3 separate regions of the Mus musculus genome follow, and regions 2 and 3 are each linked to region 1. Evidence: chromatin loops called from intact Hi-C (ENCODE). Cell type or tissue: heart. All regions are shown on one strand. Region 1 overlaps Erbb4 (erb-b2 receptor tyrosine kinase 4). Region 2 overlaps Erbb4 (erb-b2 receptor tyrosine kinase 4). Region 3 overlaps Erbb4 (erb-b2 receptor tyrosine kinase 4).

Region 1 (2,500 bases):
CCAAAACAAACTCCTCCAAACTGCTGCTGACTGCTAACCGCGAGAGAGGAGACGCGCGCTATGTATTTACTTGGATAGACAGCCACACACATGCACAGCCGCAAACAGAGCCTCACTCTCACCAGACAGCGACTTGTTTTGATAATAGCACTACATTAAAACCAGCTGAACTTTCTCTGTCAGGTGTGGTGGAGGCGCCTGGAAAAAAAGAAGAAGCCCTTGGGGGCACAGACAGTTTCCAATAGATCACCTAAGTATGCTTGTTGCAATTATACCGAGGATACACCCGAGAGCTTTTCTTTGTGCGGCCCTTTCATCTAGATCACTTTGTGTTTTGAACAAGTGAGGCTCTCTTTTGTGCCCCTAGAATTTCAAGTACAGAGTCACACACGAAACAACAATGGCACGCTAATCCTCCTGCTTCTAAATGGGCTCACTTGTGGGTCTGACAATTCGCCCAGGGAAAAGAGCAGAGGGAGCTGGGCGCAGGCTGGTGTCCTCTGAGACGCGGAAGGGGACAGCTGCAGAACTAATTTGGATTACATTCCTTGCCTAAATTCTGAAAAGGGCTTTTCGGCATAGCCCCAACCGGGAGCTGCAGAGTTAATACCAAATTGCTGTGGACTTGAAGCGGGGATCCCCCCAGCGGCCCGGGCCACGCCAGACAGCTCCCTGGTAGGGTGGCCTGATAGAAATTCCTCTCGGCTAAGCCTGCATGACAGTGGCAAGTGTTTTTGAATGGGTCAATGTGCATAATCAACCCATTGAGGGGAAAGGCAAAGGGCTCCGAGTCGGGGGCTAGAAAGGGATGTATCTAGGCGGCCGCCTGGAATCTCAAGTCCTTGCTGCTGCTCTGATTCCAGAGGTGGCTGGAGCGCAGGATCTGGTATGCAGGAAGAATTTCAGAGTCACTGGGAGTATGCAAACGGCCAGCACAAATGGCGCACATGTGCCATTCGAAGGTCATTTTGAACCGCTCAGAGATTGTAACTTGTTATTTACTAGGCGAGGAGGAAGAGGCGGGAGCGGGGGCGGAGCGGGAAAACTAGCAAGCTGCAGCTTTCTCGGTGAGGTCAGAAGGACACCCTCTAGGGACCTAAAGCTCTCCCTGTCGCCACTCCTGAATGTTTTATCTTCTCAAGCTGACGCCCACGTTCCCGCCACCAGCCCCGGAAGGTTCCGGAAATCTCTCTGCCTTCTCCAAAAGCCCTCTTCTCTCCCCTCTGGGCCAGGTCAGACACACAGATTCTCCTTAGTCCTTTCGCGTCCCCTCCTCTCATCCCCGGGGTAACTCCCAAGAGTCAAGAAACTTTGAGCTCCTCTACATCGCAGCTGCTGTCATTGGCTCTGGCGGCCCCAGCACGACAGCGACACTGTTTCTCTCGGGGTCAATTAGTCCTTTTTCTGTCCAAATACCTGGGGCTTGGGCGATCCAGCCAACAGTGGCAGCGCTCAGGACGCCGCCACCCGGCCCGCCTCGGGCTAAGTCAGTGAGCGCCACCCGCGAGCTCTGCAGCCCGGCAGGGCAGTAAACAGAAGTTTAGGCCAACCCCAAGTTGCACTACTGGAAGAACTCTTCCCAGAGCCAAGTCCAGCATGGGGAGGGAAGGCCGAGCTCTGGACTCAGTATGCCAGGCTCTTTTAGAGAGAGAGAGAGAGAGAGAGAGAGAGAGAGAGAGAGAGAGAGAGAGAGAGAGAGAGAGAGAGAGAGAGAGAGAGAGAGAGAGATCATGCTGGCTGAAGAGTCGCACGCCCAACACACACACACACACACACCCTCTTTCTCGCCCCAAGTCAATCTCAAGACAGCCTAGAGATGCCAACTAAGAAGGCCCAGAGTCCCTGGCCCCCGGCCGAGGCGCGCACCCGGTGCGCTCCAGCTGCCCGGATAGGGCTGGGCGTCCGGTGTGACCCCGCAGGCTACTGGAGACTCGGGCCAGGGACCCTGCGCCAGCATGCTCAGGTGCCAAGCCCGGCTCCCCGGCCGCGCTCCGCCGCAGCCCTGCACCCCGGGGAAGGCCAGCCAGGCTCAGCTCAGGAACCTCCTGGCAGCCCGAAGAGGTGCAGCGATTCTCCGGTTTGGTTTGATTCCCCCCCCCCCCCTTCCCAGCTCGAGAAGGAGGGAACCTCCACTGACGGGCTCAGGTCTCCCACGCCCCGAACAACGGGCGCCACCAGAAGCGATCCCGCTTAGGCTCCCAGAAAACGCGCGAGAAAGAAAGAAGGGGGCTAAAGAGAGGGCGAGAGGGGGGACAATAATATAGAGGGTGGCAGGAAAGCGAAGTCATTTGTAGCATCAATTAAAAACACACGCACGCACACACAAAGGTAAGTTTGGGATGGAGCTAGGGGCGACCCAAGGCAGAAGCCCGGTCCCTAGGGTCCCTGGAGCCTAAGGGTGACAGAGGGGCGAGGGAGAAGGGAAACACCGGAGGCAGTGGCGGGTTCAACAGCTGGAGCGCGACCGGGAACCGCGAGACCGCGACCCACCTGACTGAGA
Region 2 (2,500 bases), 130 kb before region 1:
GGGAACTCCATTTAGAATCTTTGGATCCCTTAATATAAAAGGAGTCCCTGAGGGATGTAGGTCACTGTGTGTGGGATGGATGCTAGAGTTGTGGCTGCCAGTTCCTATTATATTCTCTGCCATGAATTTAACTATTTTCTAATCCATGATGGACTGAAAACTTGGGCCAAGATAAATCTTTTTTTTTTATTATTCTATGGGGGTTTTTTGGTCAGGTTTTGTAGTTACAGCAATCTAATAGTATCTAAGACAGGTATTGGGAGTCAACAGGTCCTATAGCTTAAAACTCTATATGCAGTCTAATCTCCTTGCCTATTTATAGAAAATTAGTAAGCAAACTGTGTTCTCTACCTGAATAATGCTCACATATGTACCATTTCCTTAATTATAAAGCTATTGGTAAGTTCCATTACCTTTTCTTACTGAAAATTTGAAACAAACGGATCCAGGGAGCAAATTGACCTTTCTACTGTTCACCCTAACTTGCCTCCTTTTGCACAACACTACTTTCTATACCTAGAAAAGTTCCCCACAGTCTTGTATGTCTAGCATTAAAGTACTATCATTATTTTCACATTTCATCCACATTTATCCATCAGGCCAATAAGATACTTGACTATTCGGTTATTGAATCTTCTTGAGGTAGTATATGTCTCTGTTTGTTCTCCTGCTGCTCTTTTAGAGAAAAGACTGGCTTGTCCATCTCTCATTCAAGGCCTTGCATGCTACATGGCTGCTGTACTTTCTTCATAAAACTTGAAGGGTTATTTAAATTGTATTCAAATGGATGAAGCTGATCAATGATTTGGCAAAAAGTGAGGAACTCTAAAATTTCATAATTATATTTTTACTCCTTCCATTAAGACAAATAAGCAAATAAAAATAACCTTGAGGCCAGGCATAGTAACTGTCATCCCAGCATTTGAAGGCTGAGGCAGGAGGATCATCATGAGTTCTGGCTAGCCTGGATTATATATTAAACTACCGGAAAGCCTGCTCGGGAGAATAAATCCCTTTCTCAAAAATCAAATCCTTGAATTTATTAAGCTGAGGATACTTCAAAAGGTATAGATTATGTACATTCATCTATAAAGTAATATGTTTATACTTTTCACTCTATATATTATTTATGATTAAGAAATTTCAGTTATTTTATTTATATATCATTTATATTAATGTCTAAAAAATTTATTTGCATTTGAGATCAGGCCTCTTATGCTACCATTGCAAGATCAAATCTCCCACCCTGCCTCTACATTCAGTGTGCAGGGATAACGAAAGCGCAGGGAAAGAACAGTAACAGGAGGCATGGTAAAAGATCTTGCTTTGGTCATGAAACTAATTGTAATTAAGCCCTTAGCTTTCTAGTAGAACTGAAGAACTATTAGGAACTGTTTTAAAGTAACAGAGGCCGAACCAAATAAATCAAGAACACTCAAATTTCTTTTTAAACCTCTTGGCTATATAGTTCTTATAATTCAAACTATTGATGAAACCATGAATATTTTGAAACTTATACATTTTCTCTTTCTTTCACAGGAGGCACTATTTTTGATGTACCAGTGCACATAGTTAATTTTCAATTCTCCCTATGTAGATCTGCCAGTCTATGATATTTAAGTATTAATAAGATTCATAACATAGCCAGGTGGGCAAAATAAAACTAAGTTTATAAACTTAGAAAACTAAATATAAGCAAATCCAGTGGGAGTTTCATTGTGACTTAGAAAGCATGTGTATCCTAACTAGGTCTTTTGTGTTTTCCATAATAACTGTAGTTTTAATTTAATACACTTGGCCACTGTAGTTGGAAACGATTACAATCTTTAACGTATGGAGTGAAATTTATCCTGAAATTTCTATTAAAGAATTAAATTTAATATCCCTCTGTACGTGCACTGATTTCTCAAGAGTGCACTTGTTGTGGTTTATGCGAACAACACAGCAAGAAGCATGATTCTAGCAAACACTGGCTGCATACCTAGCATGTTCAGAGCACTGTGTAATTAACAAGTCCCATTTAAAAAAAACTAAATATAAAATGTAGTTCTCTAGTCTCTCAAGGCTCTCTACCAAAAATTAATATCAATATCAGAATATTCTCATGAATTACAATGAAAGTAAGCAAACGCTACCTTGGATATACCTTTAGAGAAAGGGTAACACTGGAGTCCAGCTGTCTTGATATCGTGAGACTGTTAAATATTTAGTTGAGCAACGGTTTGTAAGCACATAACTTATCTGATTTTCTGACTAGACTTTTAGAAAAAGCTGCAGAGAAATTGGGAAATCAGGACAAAGTACCTGATTTTATAAGTCAGAAAGAACTAGCTGAAATTCAGAAAAACTTCTCAGTTAGTTTTACTATTCAAAACAGATTAAGCACATTGTCAGAAATTTTCCTTTTTATAACATTGTATTTGGAGTTGTCAAAATAAAACAAAACAGATCCTTCAAATATATCTCAAAGCTAAGGGTAGTTAATAGGATCTTGAAAGGA
Region 3 (2,500 bases), 600 kb before region 1:
TTCTAAAAGGAAGCAGCTACCCAGCATTCTCGGCATCATTAAATAAAAAATAAGAAGAAAAGAAAATCCATAAGTAGTTTATGTTTCTCTTTTAACAGGAGTAGAATTGCTAATGACTCTTGTTGTGGTGAAGTCCAGTATTCAGTCAATTGTGGCCAAATGGCATTCCAGTCATGGAAGGTATGCGACCTACTGACCCTAGAGTACAGCAGTTCACAGTTGTATTTATAGACCAGTGTGAGCCTAACTCTCTAGTTTGCCTTTCCCACGTGTTACTTGGCTTTCCTTTTACAGATTTCAACCACTGTCAGTCCACTAGCCACCTATCATCCACATTAACCTTCATTATACCTGCACATACGTCATTTTAGGCAATTGGAAAGGATGAGGATTAAGGTCATAGTGTGTATGTTCATGAATTTTGTTTAGCAGTTATGAGAAGTATACACACAAAGTACTTATTCTTTCACATTTTAAAATCTTTTTGTTGTTAAAATACTGATGAATTTTGTTTTACATTTTCTCAAGCTATTTTTCCTTTTCCTATTTCATAGATAATATTAGAGCCTTAGAAAAGTAGCATTTATTATATTTCAGTTTCAAAAGTATCTTTTAAGTTCAGATAGTGCATTTAGCAGTAATACTTTGCATCACATTTATTGTGTCTTTCTAATAATACGTGATGTAAAGAGCATGTTATCAGACATTATGAAGCTAATTTCTAAGCAATTTCAGAGTTTCCAAATTACACTTTCTTGCCCGACAACCTATAAAATGATGTGGCTTTGACTTTTTCATTATCCAATTTGACAAATTATGTATATTATTGTTTATGGCAGTTGTAGTAGTTTATAATCAAATAGCCAACCATTTTCTAATTTGACTTAAGACCCACTCCACAATATGGAACCTACATTTGACATGCCTGGGTAACCAAAGACAGATAGTAGATAGCTCAGAGACCTATAGTAAAAACAAATATTACTTCCTATGCCCCCCCAAAAGAGCAGTAATATTACTTTTAATGACATTTGCTATAGTCATAGCTAGGTGCCTTGCTCAGCCATCATCAGAAAAGCTTCCTTCTGCAACAGATAGAAACAAGTATAGAGATTCACAGACAAAGTTTTAGCTGTGAGTGAAATACTTTAGAACACTCAACTCCCAATTGGGTTTTCTCTATCAAATCTCTTCATTTAGAACCCAGAAAACTCCAATGAAGAGAAGCCACTAAGAGCCAGAGAGAACAGAGGCACTAAGGAGGCAAAGCCCTCTAAATCAACATGATCAAAGTTCATATCAGCTCACACAGACTGAGGCAGTATGCACGGGGCCTGCAAGGGTCTGCACCAGGTACTTTACATATATTATGGATTCCTTCCATATAGTGTTTTCATAAAATTATGAATGTGAGAACAGTGGGTCTCTGACTCTGGCACCTCCTCTCAGAATAAATTTTAAAGAGGAATCTAAAACCAGATCCCTTTATTGCTGTAGTTCCTCAATAAATCATAACCAGAAGAAACCATCTATTGTCAATCCACTATGTTCATCCTGATTGAAAAGTCAAATTCTATACATTTGGTTTTAAAAAATTACTAAAATTGGGGTACAGTTAAAATGAGCTTAGTAAACATGAAGAAATTACACTTGATTTCAAGTCAGCTTGTCTAACTATCCTGTTGTAACCCTGAATCCACTTTCCACACTACTGCTTCATGAGCACACAAGTTGTTTTACACCTGTTATCATAGAAACGCTAGCCTTGCACATGGTAAGCCAAGGCTTTGGAATCCCATCACATGCAGTGTTCCAAAGATAAACACCCATGAGTGTCCTCAACTGTAAAGCGATCCTATTTAAAAAGGAGAACTTCAAAAAAGTAAATGGCTCTTTTATTCTCATCTAGAAATTCTCCTCATGAGAGCTAGGGTTTCTGAGAACAGCAGCACACAACACAGTTGTTCTTGTCTCTTAAAATAGCACAGATCGAACATTTAATCTTTCTGTTGCCCACTTAAACTCTAAACTCTAAATACTATTTTTTGTTAACACAAACTCTCTGTCTCTCTCTGTCTCTCTGTCTCTGTCTCTGTTTGTCTCTGTCTCTGTCTCTGTCTCTGTCTCTCTGTCTCTCTCTCTCTCTCTGTCTCTCTCACACACACACACACACACACACCAAGAATGAGAGAGAGTGAGAGAGAGTGAGAGCTTAATTAATTTGAATTTCTCATAATGTAATACAAATCATATGAAGCGAAAGCAAAAGAAAACACTTTTTACGGTGAGAAACCTAGAAGGGAAAAATGTCTTTGCAAGTATTGAAAAGAAGAATATCAGATTGATCAAATAAAAAAAAATAACATTGCATTAAAAATATCGCCCTTCAAAGTAACTCTGTTTTAAGTAGCTACACTTTAGACAAGGATTTAGAGACTATTTATATTGAGGGGTAATTATATTTCTAATTCTGGTGCTATATTTAGCCATTTACTGAGAC

What was found. A loop is a pair of places that touch in the nucleus more often than their neighbours do. Peaks named below come from ENCODE experiments on the same cell type or tissue, not always from the same donor. Only the 100,000 strongest peaks of a DNase experiment are listed, where the experiment ranks them.
Region 2: a loop joins it to region 1, with 4 times the contacts of the local background. A loop is called at or near these places in 5 of 42 quality-filtered maps.
Region 3: a loop joins it to region 1, with 5 times the contacts of the local background. A loop is called at or near these places in 4 of 42 quality-filtered maps.

What each region holds. Positions count from the first base shown.
Region 1 is chr1:69,105,185-69,107,684 of GRCm38, forward strand. Erbb4 (erb-b2 receptor tyrosine kinase 4) reads right to left here. Exons shown (of 27, transcript NM_010154.2): 1 at 2,491-2,500. Among named protein-coding and RNA genes, the nearest start is that of Erbb4, 1.6 kb to the right of the region's middle. In heart, no CTCF peak of the experiment used is centred here; DNase peaks (open chromatin) are centred at 1,007, 1,477 and 1,947; H3K4me3 peaks cover 2,500 bases; H3K27ac peaks cover 2,500 bases.
Region 2 is chr1:68,976,525-68,979,024 of GRCm38, forward strand. All of the region lies in intron 1 of Erbb4 (erb-b2 receptor tyrosine kinase 4), which reads right to left. Among named protein-coding and RNA genes, the nearest start is that of Gm51744, 21 kb to the left of the region's middle. In heart, no CTCF peak of the experiment used is centred here; no DNase peak of the experiment used is centred here.
Region 3 is chr1:68,501,531-68,504,030 of GRCm38, forward strand. All of the region lies in intron 3 of Erbb4 (erb-b2 receptor tyrosine kinase 4), which reads right to left. Among named protein-coding and RNA genes, the nearest start is that of Gm51744, 450 kb to the right of the region's middle. In heart, no CTCF peak of the experiment used is centred here; no DNase peak of the experiment used is centred here; H3K27ac peaks cover 506 bases.